Regions from separate parts of the Homo sapiens genome. Here region 2 is linked to region 1. The links are chromatin loops, found by intact Hi-C in ENCODE. Cell type or tissue: ascending aorta. All regions are shown on one strand. Links, peaks and the distances in the headings refer to the core of each region. The heading gives the core; the rest is flanking DNA.

What was found. Peaks named below come from ENCODE experiments on the same cell type or tissue, not always from the same donor. Only the 100,000 strongest peaks of a DNase experiment are listed, where the experiment ranks them.
Region 2: it touches region 1 in a loop (6-fold over the local background); 2 of 110 quality-filtered maps call a loop at or near these places.

Annotation. Positions count from the first base shown.
Region 1 is chr4:3,946,177-3,954,302 of GRCh38, reverse strand. It overlaps the pseudogene FAM86EP. Among named protein-coding and RNA genes, the nearest start is that of ADRA2C, 180 kb to the right of the region's middle. RefSeq lists an enhancer at 6,344-6,844. In ascending aorta, for the core only: a CTCF peak has its summit at 4,185 (motif pointing right); no DNase peak of the experiment used is centred there.
Region 2 is chr4:3,103,647-3,111,772 of GRCh38, reverse strand. It overlaps HTT (huntingtin), which reads right to left. Exons shown (of 67, transcript NM_001388492.1): 4 at 7,890-7,949; 5 at 6,337-6,416; 6 at 4,350-4,488. Among named protein-coding and RNA genes, the nearest start is that of HTT, 33 kb to the right of the region's middle. In ascending aorta, for the core only: a CTCF peak has its summit at 4,987 (motif pointing left); DNase peaks (open chromatin) are centred at 3,812 and 4,972; H3K27ac peaks cover 1,273 bases.

The DNA.
Region 1 (8,126 bases), core at 3,202-5,701:
ACCTTGGGCAAGTGACTGCATCTCTCTGTGCTGTTGTTTTTTTCTTAATAAAATGGGGGATATAATGATAGCTACCTCTTAGGGTTGTTGTCAGGGTTGAGTACAAAAGCCTGTGGATCAGTGCCTGGCTCATGGTAAATGCATGTCGGTGTTAGCTAGTGTTTTTATTCAGTCTCGAAATGTTTAATAAATGCCTTCCGTGAGCCTGGCACCATGGATCAGCAGTACCCATGACAGATGAGGCTCTGCTTGCATGGGAGAGCCAGAGAATAAACAAAGAAATGAATAAACAAGAAAAGACCAGATGAGAGTGGCTCTAAAGCCAATAAAACAGGGAAATGGTGAATGGAGCAACTGGGGAGAAGAGTCACCAAAGTCGGGGAATCAGGGAAGCCTTCCCCAAAGAGGTGGCATTTAAACTGGGGCCTGACTGGTGAAGCAGCCAGCCATGGGAAGGGCTTGGGGAACAGGATATGCAAAGGCCCTGTGGTGGAAACAAGCCAGCTGTGGTTGAGGAACAACAGCAAGGCAGCCAGTGTGGCTGGAGTGGAGTGAGCAGGGTGGGCCAGGGGTGAGGGAGAACAGGCCAGAGAGAGGGATTAGGACCAGGTCTTGTAGGGCCTTTCACAGCATGGAAGGAGCTCTGAAGCAATGAAGTGCCTTGCCCTGTGTCACATACCAGCCGAGACAGTCTGCCTAAGTCGGGAGCCCAAGTTCGCTGCTGGGCTTGAGGCCCCTGTAAGAGGACAATGTAACCCAGGCTGGTATGGGCACATTCTGCATTTCCACTTAAACTCAGATGGCAAGCCCATCAAACCTTGGTGCCATGGCTGCCCTGGTAATTCCTGGCTGACCAGTGCAACCAGGGAGCTGGCCCATGACCTGGGTGGCAGCTAAGTAGCCAGGACTAATGCGGCCAAGAGTCACTCTTCTAGCCTTCTTCCTGTGACTCATCCAGGTGCACCCTGCGGCATCTGAATGTCAGGCTTTCAGCTGCTGTGGCTTCCACTTCCAACTGGCTCCACGTCCCCAGGGAGAGATCACACAGTGCTTTGCCAACACATTCTATTGCGTGTTTAATGTTCTTGTGAATGCACCCTTGAGATTTCTCTCTCTCCCCTCCACACAGAGCTTAGAAGCAAAGTTAAGAGACTCATCAGATTCTGAGCTGCGGCGGGATATTTTGCAGAAGGTAAGAATCCCAGAGTCCCTGGGACTCATGACTCTGCCTCCTGAATCTCTCCGGAAGACCTGAGAGAAGAACCGCAGGTGTGCTTGTACCCTTTAAAAACACCCCTGTTCAAAGAACAAAACCATTGAGTCAGCACTGCAGGTGGGTGTGGGCACCTCCGACGGCTCCAGCTCTTTCATTTTCTAAGACTTAGACAAAGACATCAGAATATACAAAAATCTGCATGAGAGGGGGGAATCTAGGGAAAGTTTTTTAAACCATCCACAGCAAAAACAGAGATGACAGGTGCAAGACAGCTTCTAGCATTTGGTAGATGCTCAGAGACTTTCTTTTTTGCATTCATGAGGCCTGTCCTGCCCACTCCTGTCTCTTCTAAACCTAAATGGGCCCTTGCTTTGCCCAGGGTGGGGTTTGGACTCAAGAGCATCTGCATGCAGGTGAGAGGCAGGATCACCACCCGGCCCAGCCGCAGCCTGACCTTGGCCTTGAGGGCCAAGTGCAGATCACCCTGCATCCTGGGTCTTCACCTTCGAAGGGCCATCAGCCCTTCTGAAAAGACAAAGCAATAGACTCCCTCCCAGAAAGAAGTGCACCAGAAGAATACATTTTCCATACAAACTCAGGGGAGGCAGACATCCTCCACCCTCACCCACCCAGCCCATCCTAGGAGCCCCGGGGAAGAATTCCTGTGCTAGAGGTGAACCAAGATTATCCACGTGGAAAAGATGCAGCCACAGCAGGGAAGACTTTCGGGGCAATACAGTAGGTCAGGGCTTCAAGCATGGAGATACCTGAAGTTATCTCGCACCCTGCTCTGAGTTTCACCCTGAGCCTCACTCTCGTAGGTGGTGAAGCATGAAATGTGGGGAGAGCTGCTTTAAAACCCAGCACAAGGCTGGGTGCACTGGCTCACACCTGTAATCCCAGGACTTTGGGAAGCTGAGGTGGACGGATCACCTAAGGTCAGGAGTTCGAGACCACTCTAGCCAACATGGCAAAAACCCATCTCTACTAAAAATACAAAAATTAGCTGGGTGTGGTTTTGCACGCCTATAGTCCCAGCTACTCGGGAGGCTGAGGCAGGAGAATCGCTTGAACCCGGGGGGTGGAGGCTGCCATAAGCCAAGATCGGGCCACTGCACTCCAGCCTGGGCAACACAACGAGACTGTGTCAGAAAAAATGAAAAACCAGCACCAGCCTGAAGGGCCTGTGTATTGCGTGGGGTACTTTTCTGCCCTTGGGCAGAATCTGCATCCCTCCCAGCCAGCAGGTGCTGCGGACCATCTCCTCCCTCTCCCTCCAGACTCCTGTTTTCCCACCGTCCCCACTCCTGCTGCACCAGTCCCTCTGCCCTCCTTTCCATGTGCTAGGCCGTGGATACCTCAGAGCTTACACCGGCTGTTCCCACTGCCTGGAACTTGCTCGTCCTGCACTTGGCTTCTCTTGGCTTTAGCTGGAGTGTCACCCTGAGCGTCCCTTCCCCTCCATCCTGTCCCCAGGGACAGATGCTCCAAGAGAGCAGTTGCTGAGTGGGCCTTCCCGCCTCTTCCATAGAGCCAGACAGTTGGCGACTGTCCTTACTGCAAACCCTGGTTCACACTGGCTCCCCTGGGAGGGAGGTGGTTTGGGCCCACATGCCCTGTGTTCCTGCTCAGAATGGGCATTAGAAATGCTGCCATAGCCTGTGCCACTGCAGTGGAAGCATTTTTAGGAAACGGCTTATATCTTAAGACAAACTTCAGATGCGTGGGGCCAGAACGCTGTGTCCATCTACATCTTTGCTGAGGGATCGGGTAGCCTGGAGTTTGCCCTCTGCTGTGTTGGCTTGAAGCTCATAGGAGACTTCAGATGGGCTCTCCCCAGCAACCAACGTTCTGTCCTTTGCCATAGACTGTGAAGCATCCTGTGTGTGTGAAGCACCCGCCGTCAGTCAAGTATGCCCGGTGCTTTCTCTCAGAACTCATGAAAAAGGTCAGTTATGGGCAGTGTCCGCAGAGTAGTGGGACAGCATAGCCACCTGCGTGCTGGAGCCCCCGTCCTTCCCAGTCTCTGGGCCTGCTTTGCAAACCCCAGCATGGCAGGGGTCTCCCCAGGCAACTGGCTGCAACTGCGTGTGACCCATGGGAGACAGTGCAGGGCGGGAAGAAGGGGAGGCCAGCGTCTCTCCCTCACTCTGCCTCCTGGGGTTTCCGCAGCAGCTGCTTCTCTGGAGCCCCAGCTCCTAGCATATGGATTCTCATTCCTACCAGGCTGGCCCAGCAAACAGCACTGGAACCCGCACCCACACCCTCTGTCCTGCCCGCCAAAGGGTTTGGAGTTTCCTGCTCTTGTCCATCTCTGGGTTGCCCCACAGGCCCCTGTTGGAAGGTTTAGCTCTTGCCACACCTTTGGAACTAGTTCCTCTGGTGAATTCTCTGCATTGATCCTGCTGGAATGAGCTCTTTCCTGACTGATACAGGATGGATTTTATTTTTTACTTATTTATTTATTTTTTTGAGACAGTCTCACTGTGTTGCCCAGGCTGGATTACCATGGCATAATCTCGGCTCCCTGAAACCTCTGCCTCCTGGGTTCAAGCAGCTCTCATGCCTAGCCTCCTAAGAAGCTGGGACTACAGGCACACGCCACCATGCCTGGCTAATTTTTGTATTTTTAATAGAGACAGAATTTCACCATGTTGGCCAGGCTGGTCTCGAACTCCTGACCTCAGGTGATCCACCTGCCTTGGCCTCCCAAAGTGCTGGGATTACAGGCAAGAGCCACTGCACCTGGCCTAGGATGGATTTTAAAGATGGGCCTGAACATGCAGGGTTTGACATGAGGATGTCTAGAGGCCGTTCCTCACTAGGCAGTAGCAGACCTGCTGAGTGAAAGGGCCACACTTTTAGCAAATAAACAATCCCCTGCTTCTCCAATACCTGCTTTCTCCCTAGTCCTCCCCAAAAGGCTGCATCTGTGGTCACCAGCAGGTCTGCCCTGTGCCACCAGGAGAGGGCAGCGGTCATCCAGTGTACCCTGTTGCTGCCCTGTGAATCTTAGGACGGGGCCAGCCGTGGAGAAGCAGCCTGCTGACAGCCACAGCCTGCAGCATGGGCCGCCCTCACAGTTCTGCCTGGGCTCACTTAAAAGCACCTTTTGTTTTCCTCCTCTCTGTGTTTGATCCAAACACAGAGCTCTCTGTCATGGTCAAGTGGCAGCTCTCATGGAATTCTTGTCTCCTGCCCTAGACTACACCTAACCCTACCCTCTCAACACCTCTTGTTGAAGGCCCTCCCATCCAGGTTTCCCTACCAAGTGAATTTTTTTTTTAGAGATAAGGTCTCTTGCCCAGGCTGTCCTCGAACTCCTGGGCTCAAGCAGTCCTGTCATGTCAGCTTCTAGAGTAGCTGGAACTATTCGGCACACACCACCACGCCCAATGAAGTGAATATTTTATATGGCAGCTGGCCGGTATTACACCATTCCATCCCAAATCTCCCCTCCAAACCTGGCGAAAATCATCTGGCCATTTTTACAGATTAGAACGAAAGCAAACAAGCTCTCACTCAGCCTGCCCCCAGCACGAGGCTGTCCACACAGAGCCTTTGGACGAGCTGTACGAGGTGCTGGCGGAGACTTTGATGGCCAAGGAGTCCACCCAGGGCCACTGGAGCTATTTGCTGGTATGAGAAGGGCACCCTCCTCCCCCTCACAGCCCAGATACCCTTCCTGCACAAAGTGAAAACGTGGGTGTGGGTTCAAATCCTGACTCACCCATTCTGCAGTCTTAGATATGAGGTCCATTAACCTTCTTTAGCCTCAGTTTCCCTGTCTGTAAATCAGGCACTTCAACAACAACATCATGCCTCGTGCGGTTGTTGGGCATTTGTCCAATGGGTGGCACACACTACCTGCTTCACAAGGACCTGGTGCCCAGTCCTCAAAGAACACCTGACAGGGCTGGGTGTGGTGGCTCACGCCTGTAATCCCAGCACTTTGGGAGGCCGAGGCTGGTGGATCTGAGGTCAGGAGTTCGAGACCAGCCTGGCCAATATGGTGAAACCCTGTCTCTACTAAAAATACAAAAATTAGGCTGGGCGTGGTGGCTCATGCCTGTAATCCCAGCACTTTGGGAGGCTGAGGCAGGGGTATCACCTGAGGTCAGGAGTTTGAGACCAGCCTGGCCAACATGGTGAAACTCCATCTTTACTAAAAATACAAAAATTAGCAGGGTGTGGTAATGAGCACCTGCAATCCCAGCTACTCTGGAGGCTGAGGCAGGAGAATCTCTTGAACCCAGGAGCTGGAGGTTGTAGTGAGCCAAGATCGGGCCATTGCACTCCAGCCTGGGCAACGAGAGTGAACCTCTGTCTCAAAAAAAAGTACAAAAATTAGCCAGACATGGCGGCACGTGTCTGTACTCGCAGCTACTTGGGCGACTGAGGCAGGAGAATTGCTTGAACCCAGGAGGCAGAGGTTGCAGTGAGCCAAGATCATGCCACTGACTCCAGCCTGGGTGACAGAACTGAAAAAAAATAACATAAAACATAGATACAGAAAACCACAAAGGACAAACACAGCATATTGAATCATCACAAGGCAGCCACCCCTTCATAGCCACACCCGGCCCCTGGCCACCACTGACCAGTGCTCCATCGCCAGAATTCTGTTGTCTCAGGAATGTTCAATGAATGGAATCCTGTATGGCCTGAGATGAGTGTCTTTCATGCCACATGACACCCTTGAGGCCTGTGCAAGCTGATGGCATGTCAACAGTTAGCTGTTTCTCATTGCTGAGTAGCGATTGGTCCTGTCATGGTTTATTCAGCCATGTGGTGGATGGCTACTTGTCTTCTATGCCACTTGTCTTCTGATTGCTGGACTGACTCTCTCGCCCTCTCTTGGTGCAGCCCTCGGGAGGCTCGGTCACACTCTCCAAGAGCACAGCCATCATCTCCCACGGCACCACAGGCCTGGTCACATGGGACGCTGCCCTCTACCTTGCAGAATGGGCCGAGAACCCAGCAGCCTTCACTCACAGGTGACCTCGGGGCGCAGGGCAGGGCACCGAGGCAGGCTTACCCTGGTGCAGTCACAGACACGGTCCCCTTTCCTCCCACCAGGACTGTCCTAAAGCTTGGCAGTGGCGCCGGCCTCACAGGCCTGGCCATCTGCAAGATGTGCCGCCCCCGGGCGTACATCTTCAGCGACTGTCACAGCCGGGTCCTCGAGCAGCTCCGAGGGAATGTCCTTCTCAATGGCCTCTCATTAGAGGCAGACATCACTGCCAACTTAGACGGCCCCAGGGTGACAGTGGCCCAGCTGGACTGGGACGTCGCGACGGTCTGTCAGCTCTCTGCCGTCCAGCCAGATGTTGTCATTGCAGCAGGTAATGCCCAGCCCCGGGCATCCTGTGCAGGCGGTGTCCTTGCAGCTCTACCCAGCTCTTGGCTCTGGGAAAAGGGAACAATGGATGCTGTCAGGCATGGACATGATGGGGCTTCCAGAAGAGTTACTCTGGGCCTCCAGGCTGACATCAAAGGACAGGGGTGCCTCTTAAGGTGACCTTCAAGCCACAGCCCTCTTGCTGGAGACAGGCATACTCCCGTTCCAGTTGTCACCACATGGCTCTGTCCCAGAGCCATGCCCTGTGTCCTTCAGAGACCACCGGAGGAAAACAACCACTTCTGGGATGAGGACAGGGCACTTGAGAGAAGGTGGTGTTTGGCTGGGCCACCGAAAACCCCTCGCCCCTGCCAGCACACTCAGTCCCCTCTCTGATGGAACAGAGCTCTGCCTGTGGTCCTGGGTCCCAGCCCTGAAAACCACAGGTCCAGCGGTGGCCAGGGACACAGGCCCACCCCTGCAAGCCAGCAGACAAATCAGCGGATACCTGAAACACGAAGTTCATGGCAGATTCAGGCTTTGTGTCATTCAAAGCCCTCTAGATAGGCCGAAAACCAGAGCTGGTTTTTTAAGGAACACCAGTGAGTCTGGACATTTTTTTCTTTTGCTTCGGTCTTTTGCAGCTTTCTCTAAGGGTTCTCCTTTTTCACCGTAGTAATTGCCTTTCCATCTAATGGCCCAAATGTTTAAATGGCATCTAATAGTCTCATATGACCGCTGCCTCTCTGGCCTCGCCCTGCTGCTGTGGTCAGCATGACCTGGAACTTTCCACTTGTCCCTTTCAGTAACCTGAAGATTTCACCGTAGACGTGCTGTATTGCCCAGAAGCCATCGTGTCGCTAGTCGGGGTCCTGCGGAGGCTGGCTGCCTGCCGGGAGCACCAGCGGGCTCCTGAGGTCTACGTGGCCTTTACCGTCCACAACCCACAGACGTGCCAGCTGTTCACCACTGAGCTAGTTGAGTCCCCACGCCCACCCGGGCCTGCATGGTCCCCGAGCTGTCCCTGCAGGACTCCAGTGGAAGTGAAAGAACTGGGCGCCGGCGTAAAGCTAGCATGCCCCACACTCCCACACCATGCGGGGAACTCGGGCAGAGGCCGGTGAGCAGGGTGGGCTTGGAGCATGGGGGGCTTGAGGCAGGAGGAGGGCAGCTCAGCACAGGAAGGAGGGTCTGAGCCTAGCAGCCCTACTGTGTGCTTCAGAGCAGGGTTCCCTAAGCCCTTGGGCCTCTGTTTTCTCATCTATAAAATGGAGGTGGTGGGAGGGGCAGTCGGGGTCAGGGCTGGACACAGCTGTGGCCAGCAGGATGCTGGAGCACAGGCTGTACAGGCGGATCCACCACGCCACTGTCCTGAGCACCCAGTCGGTGGAAGACAAGCAGAGTGACTGTAGAGAAGGGGAATTGGCCCTGTAGTGGGCCAGCCACTGTCCTTAGACCTAACATTTGTCAGCCCCCAGCACCTGTGAGGGTGTGCTGTCCTTGTCCCATCTCAGTGACAAATACACTAGGACACACGGAGGCCAAGTGACCCCCGAGCTCCCGCACACT
Region 2 (8,126 bases), core at 3,766-6,265, 840 kb after region 1:
GCAGCCCAGGAAGCAGCCCCTCCCCCACCTCCGGCAAAGATTGAGAGGGATAATCTCAAGAGGTGTTTACATAGGCTGAGGACAGACGTGAGATGCACACAGAAAACAAAAAGTAAGAGGGCACCCTGACCAGCAACACTGTCAGTCCCCTCCCTTCCAGTCCCCGGTTGCAGGATAAACATAGCCAAGCTTATAGCCTCCAAGCAGGAAAATGAGTAATTTCCTTCCAGGGATACTAGCTGACTCAAGAGGAAAAGACTTATAGATACTGGTATTTAAAGATCTAATGATGGGCTCACGCCTGTAATCCCGGCACTTTCGGAGGCCAAGGCAGGCGGATCACCTGAGGTCAGGCGTTCGAGACCAGCCTGGCCAACATGGTGAAACTCTGGCTCTACTAAAAATACAAAAATTAGCCGGGCATGGTGGTGCACACCTGTAATCCCAGCTACTTGAGAGGCTGAGGCAGGAGAACTGCTTGAACCTGGGAGGCAGAGGCTTAAGTGAGCCAAAATCCCACCACCGCACTCTAGCCTGGGCGACAGAGTAGGACTCCATCTCAAAAAAAAAAAAAAAAAAGTAAAGAAAATAGCTGGACGTGGTGGTGCATACCTGTAGTCCCAACTACTTGGGAGGGTGAGGCAGAACAGCTGCTTGAGCCCAGGAATTTGAGGCTGCAGTGAGCTATGATCGCACCACTGCACCACAACCTGGGCAACAGGGCAAGACCCCATCAAGAGACAAAGAAAAGAAAGAAGTTAAAAACATAACAATGAATAGAAGAGTTTGAGATGGATATCTAAAAAGTACCAGAAAAAGAAAAGAAAAAGGTAAGATGTGAGTCAATCTAGGAGGACCAACATCCAACTAACCAATTTCAGGAGAGAACACAGAAAATAAAAGGCAAGAACTTCTCAGAGAAATGTTAAGAAAATTTTCCCAGAACTGAAGGGATGTAAGTTTCCAAATTAAAAGGCCTACTAAGTACCTAGCACTTCACCTCCCCAAAAATGGAAAGCTTCCAAAGAAAAGTACATTCATAGGTTAAGGAATCGGGTCACGTTGGAGATTTTAAGACAACAGGGCAAAGACTTTGCATTTCTGAGGGAAAATGATTTCTACCCCAGAACACCATACCCAGCCAAGTGTACAGGAAAAAAAATGGCATTTTTATGAATGCAAAACCTCATACAATTTCCCTCCCATTCATCTTCTCTCAGGAAGCTACTAGACGATAGAAAAACATATGGCATCTAGGAACTGGGCATCCAACGGGAGAACTGCAAAGGAAATTCCAGGCTAATGGCAAAGAGAAGTCCTAGGATACAAGTGTACTACAGACCTGAAGATCAACCTGCCCAGACTGGGGCAGAGAGCTGGATAACTCAAGTTGGATGACCACACTGGGGAAAAACTGATTCAGTAAACTACCTGTCATGAAAAATTGTACTAAACACATATTACAAAGAAGTTGGAAGGTGTGAGAAGACAAAAAGGCCAAAGAATAATAAGCAAGCGATATAGAGGTAACGATTAACTCCAAGAAAACAGATGTGAAGATTAACTCCAGGAAAACAAAAAGTTGTACAAAGACATATAATCAAGGCACAAGCCAGCAAAGAGCAAGGCAGCAGCAATGGCCTCTGAAAGGAACCAGGGTCTGAGGAAAGCTGAACCTAGAAGTCAGGATCTGGAAGAAGATTGAACACGACATGGTGATGAAAGCCAGCACCAGCCTGCCCAAGAAGCTGGTGCTGCTGAAGGCCCCAATCAAGAAGTGGGCGGCTGTCTCCTCCACCTCCAAGATGCCTTCCTAAGGATGCTGGCCCCAGCACAAGCCAACACTGTAGCCCCCACCTCCATGATTAGACCTTGCAGGTGGCCCCCCCGTCCCCAGCACTGGGTCACCTAGAACTTCGATAGGGGCCTGGCCTATGAGTAGGTGATCAGCAGATCCCCGGGTGCTGAGAACCCAGCTATGGCCATGAAGGTACAGTCACCAACTTCATCTGTCCTCCTCCTCCTCCCCAGGTCCTCTCTCCAGTTTCAACCCAGAGCAAAAAACACAGCTTTCTCATCAAATAAGAAACACAATCAAAGAAATATAATACGTAAGCAACCATGACTATTTACTTAGGCATAATAACGTACACACTGAATTCTGATAGAACTATAGTGAAAGTAAAAAAATGTCTAAAATTGAAAAAAAAAATAGCAGTAGAAGCATGTTATTTAGAAATGTGGAAGTTGCTGGGCGCAGTGGCTCACGCCTGTAATCCCAGCACTTTGGGAGGCTGAGGTGGGAGGATCACCTGAGGTCAGGAGTTCGAGACCAGCCTGACCAACCCGGAGAAACCCCATCTCTACTAAAAGTACAAAATTAGCCGAGCGTGGTGATGCATGCCTGTAATCCCAGCTACTAGGAGGCTGAGGCAGGAGAATCGCTTGAACCCGGGAGACAGAGGTTGTGGTGAGCCAAGATTGCGTCATTGCACTCCAGCCTTGGCAACAAGAGCAAAACTCCATCTCAAAGAAAAAAAAAGAAAGAAAGAAAGAAACATGAAAGTAAATATTGGAAGAAATACTAAGAGTTATGTTTGCCTGTGAGACACAAGGATTAAGAGAAAAAGTAGGAAGGGAACTACTATCTTTGTTTATAATCCTGTTGGTACTACTGAATTTCATTGATAATATATATATATATATTTTTTTTTTTTAAGAAATGGCATCTTGTTTTACCACCCATGCTGGAGTGTGGTGGCACAATCACAGCTCAGTGTAGCCTCGAACTCCAACTCCTGGGCTCAACCGAGCCTCCTGTCTCAGCCTCCTGAGTAGCTAGGACCACAGGCACATGCCATCATGTCCAGCTAATTTTTTTTCAGTTTTTTTAGAGATAGGGTCTCACTATCTTGCCCAGGCTGGTCTCAAACTCCTGGCCTCAAGCAATCCTCCTACCTCAGCCTCCCAAGTAGCTACAATTATAGGCACAAGCCACTGTACCAGGCTCTTGATAATAAATTTGAATAACCATAAATGAGCAGAGAGGTAGCAGAATAGATTTTTTTTAATGCCAAAGGTTCAGGAAGGAAGTAATTAACGGATTCTACGTTCAACAAAGTGTTAGCATCATCATACTCAAATGGTGATCGAAATCATGAAAATGATGAGAACTAAGAGTACAAAAATACCATCTATCATCTGAGCTCTGACAGCCAGAGATATCACAGAGGGGACTGCCTTCAACAGACCCCAGTGTACAGATGGGCAAACTGGCGCTGTGGAGCTCTCACAGCCTCTGACCACAAAGGAGCACCTACTCCCATTCCAAAGAGATGGTAATAAAAATAACAGCAGCAGAAACTACCATTTACTGAGCATGAAGAAATATTACACTAAATTCTTTAGATTCATCATCTCCCTTCGTCATTCCAAAACCCCATGACTAGTTTGAATATCTCCTTAGTATTAACAAGAAAACTTCGAAGCTCAAGAGAAAAAACATGAGAGAGGCTAACAGTTTATTCCAAATCATTCAGCTAATAAGAGCAGTAGCAGCTAACATCTAAGCCCTTCCCGTGGGTGACTATGCTACACTCTAACACATATTCCTTTATTTTACTCTCAGAGTTGCCCTATATGGGTCCCATTAAGGCTTATTTTTCAGAATACGAAGGAAATAGCTTAGAGCTGTTGGGCAGTTTGCCTAGAGGAAAATAACTAGTAAAGAGGACAGAATTCTAATCCAAGTCCATCTGATTCCACTCTACCCAGTGTGTATCATCACCTCCCAGGAGGGTCACTTGGGCTCAAACCCAGGACTGACCTACCAAAAAGGAAGAGGCTAAGAATCCTGTAATCTGTAGAGCATGTGACAGGGTCACTATTTCTGGACATTATAAACAAAACACTAAAGTGGGTTTGAAGATGATTTGTTGGAATGCACAACAGGAAGCCAACAGGCTCTGATAGCTGCAGGACGTTCAGACCCACAAGGCCTCGTCAGTGAGCTTTCTCCTACCTGCAGTCTTGGCACAGTCATCTTCCCGCAGCTAGGTTAAAGAGTCACTCTAGTACGCCGAAAACAAATCTGCTCTGGAAAAATGCCTTTTCAATTTGCATCTAGAAACCATCTCCCAATTCAACTCTTCACCCCACAGTAAGAAATGAGAAGTGGAAAGAAGTCCTTAGGTGCCTCAAAAATAACACAAATGATGGTAGTCTAAATTACGACATACAACATACCCCAAGAAGCACTCCCACAGGACTCCCTGTTCAGAAGCCCTCACCCTCCACAGACTCACTCACAGCATCACTCGCATGTTTGTGACCTGAGGCAACAATCATACCTTAATTTCATTGTCATTTGCAAAATTGCCAAAAGAAGCCATAATTTTGGGAACAGCTGCAGCCAAGGTCTCCTGGACTGATTCTTCGGGTCTCTTGCTTGTTCGAGTCAGGCACGGCAGAAGGTTCACCAGGTAAGGCCTGTGTATGCAAAAGAACGCAAGTCATTCTTCCAGCTCTCCTTCAGGAGAAACAGAAGCAATTCATTCCCTGTTAGGGAAAAGCCAGTTTTATATTCCAACAGTCCCTAATGGGATGGGGAAAACTCAGCTGAAAGAACAGGAGGATGAAATGTGGATGAAGCTCAAGTGTTGGGAGACATCCTTCATTTCTCTTATGATCACAGAGGATCTAAAAGGCTGGGTTTAAAAATTATTTGCAGTAAATCATAATACTTCTTAAAACACTCATTTTTAATTAGAAAATAAGTGTAAGAAAATACCATTTTAAAAACAAAAATTTTTAAATGGGAATAAAGCTTTCCTGAAAAAGGAGAATTATAAAATGGGGTTGTGGGGAGAGAAGAAAAGCCGAATGTGTAGGACACAGAGCAGTGAGTCACAGATCACAGGAATTCACCCAACACACAGAGTGACAGGGCAGGCCGGGTGCGAGGTGCCAGGAGTGGTGCAGCCCTGCCCTCTAGTGGCAGAGTCTGGCAACAAGCACGGCCTCAGAGGGTGGCTGGGGAAACCTCCCTAAGGAAGTGACTGTTCCGCTGAGAACTAAGGGGGAAAAAAAAACCATCAGGAGGAAGAAAAACCTGACTCTAATCAGACTAATGAGTCAATGCAGGGTGTCTGAGGTGACAGAGCCATTGACGAGTCTGGAATCTCTATCTAAACGGCACTGGGAAATGGGTACAAGAGTTTAAATAAGGGAATGACAAGACCCAGTTATATTCTTTAAGGTCACTTTGGCTGCTATGTGCAGAACCTGGATGTGTTGCTTCAGAAATATAACACATTTTTTTAAATGATAGTAAAAGAAAAAAGATTATACAAAAGGAAATTTCCTTAGTGATTATACCTCTGCAGCCATATAAGTTCTTTTCTGGATTTTGGTTTTTTTGAGACAGGTCTCACTCTGTTGCCCAGGCTGGAGTGCAGTGGTGCGATCTTGGCTCAACACGACCTCCACCTCCCAGGCTCAAGTGATCCTCCCACCTCAGCCTCTCGAGTGGCTGTGACCACAGGCACGCACCACCATGCCTGGCTAAGTTTTGTATTTTTTGTAGAGGCGGCGTTTCACCATGTTGCCTAGTCTGGGTCAAGCAATCCACCTGCCTTGGCCTCCTGAAGTGCTGGGATCAAAGGTATGAGCCACTATGCCCGACCCATATAAGATTCTTATTGAAACTCAGTTCATATTAATAGTGAGGGTTTAGACCACATTCCCAGTGACTCAGGATGGAGCTGAGGGTCTATGGGATATCAGCATCAGCATGTATTGCTGGTTAAGGAGAAGGAGGGAGCTGATGAAAAGTGGTCCTGCTTTTGTTTCTCAATCCGTTAAGATACAACTGTTTTGACTAAACCAAACTATTCACAGTGCAACAACCATATTTTTAACTCATGTAACAGACAAATGGATATTTTGCTATAACTCCTATAGTCAGCAATAATGAAATTGGTACCTCAACCTTCAACAATTTGGCAAGTATCTTTTAAGCAAGTACTATGTGCAGACACTGTTATCGCTGCTGGGCTGCAACAGAGCATAAGACAGTAAGACCCCTGCTGTCCTGGGGCACACATCCCATAAGTCTCTTGCGGAAGGGTGGGATAGAAAATAAACAAGCACACAGATAGACTGTACGTGACAATTTCTGACATGGATTAGTGCTATGAGGGAAACATAAACAGGGCAAGGTCGACTGCAATTTGGAGAGGGCAGAGCAGACTTTTGAAATGACATCTGAGCTGAGACATAAAGGATCAGTAGCAGCTGGCCCCCGACAAAAACCAACATCCAGAGTGTACAACTTACCTGCATTTCTGAGGCCGAACCAGGTGAGCCAGCTCAGCAAACCTCCACAGGGCAGCACGCAAACTCCGAGGGGCACCATTCTGAGGGGGTGCAATGAGGGTTGCATTAAGAGTCACATACTAGTCACCAAGAGGGTTGCATAGAAACGAAGCATTTTCTTTCCTTGTTACTTTCTAATTTTAGAGAAAAGGCCATTTAAATGCATAAAACATCTGGTAACTACTTTAAGGTCTAGTGGGCTTCAATTATAAAGATATAAAGTAAGTTACCATTTTTAATTCTCATCTCATCTAATAAAGAGTAACCTTTTGAAGAAAAGTAAAGCAATCGTCTACCAAACAGCATTTCCTTCTAACATTGTGAATTACTGAATAACGATGAAATCCCACACCTGCTGCTTAACAGAGTGAAGTTTGCTCAGTGATGGAAATAAGGGCCCAAGACCTGGTATTCGACAGCACAGCAGAGGGATCATAGACAATAATATATAGTCGATAATAGTGGTTTGTTTTTTGTTTTTTTGTTTTTCTTTTGAGACAGGGTCTCACTTGGTCGCCCAGGCTGAAGGGCAGTGGCACAATCTCAGCTACCTATAGATTCAACCTTCCAGGCTCAATTAATCCTCCCACCTCAATCTCCCAAGTAGCTGAGACTATAGTTGTGCACCACCACACCCAGCTAATTTCTGTACAGACAGCGTTTTGCCATGTTGCCCATGCTGGTCTCAAACTCCTGGTCTCAAGCATCCACCTGCCTCAGGTTCCCAAAGTGCTGGGACTAAGGTGTGAGCCACCACACCCGGCCCAATTTTATTTCATTTTTATTTTTTGAGACAAAGTCTCACTCTGTCGCTCAGGCTGGAATGCAGTGGCGTGATCTCGGCTCACTGCAACCTCCACCCCCAGGTTCAAGCGATTCCCCTACCTCAGCCTCCCGAGTAGCCAGGATTACAGGCGCCCGCCACCACACTTGGCTAATTTTTGTATTTTTAGTAGAGACAGGGTTTCTCCATGTTGGCCAGGCTGGTCTCGAACTCCTGATCTCAGGTGATCACCTGCCTCAGCCTCCCAAAATGCTGGGATTACAGGCATGAGCCACTGTGCCCTGACTGTTTTAGTTATTTTAAAATGTACAATCAGGCCCGGCACAGTGGCTCACGCCTGTAATCCCAACACTTTGGGAGGCCGAGGCGGGCGGATCACCTGAGGTCAGGAGTTTGAGACCAGCCCAAAGTTCGGTTGAACCCGGGAGGCGGAGGTTGCAGTGAGCCAAGGTCATGCCACTGTACTCTAGCATGGGTGAAAGCAAGACTCTGTCTCAAAAATAAAATAAAATAAGTAAAGCATGTAACTGGATTGTTTGTAACACAAAGGATAAATGCTTGAGGGCATGGATATCCAACTTTCCATGGTGTGATTATTATGTATTGTATACCTGTATCAAAATATCTCATGTACCCCATAAATATATACATTTACATGTACCTACAAAATACGTGTACCTATAAAAATTTAAAATTTAAAACATTTTTAAAAAAGAAAAGCAAGGCCCACCTTTTTAATTTCCTTATAGAGCTCGAGCTGTAACCTTGGAAGATTAGAATCCATCAAAGCCTACAACAAATCACAAGAGATTTATGGAAGACACATCCCATCACTAGTTCTAAAACGAGCTAAAAGGAAACTAAGATTTCAATTTTGGGGCAAAGCAAAACATAATAGCAACTAAATTAAGAATATATTCATTAAGAATGAAAGAAACAAATATATGCAGGAAGTTACTGAATAAAC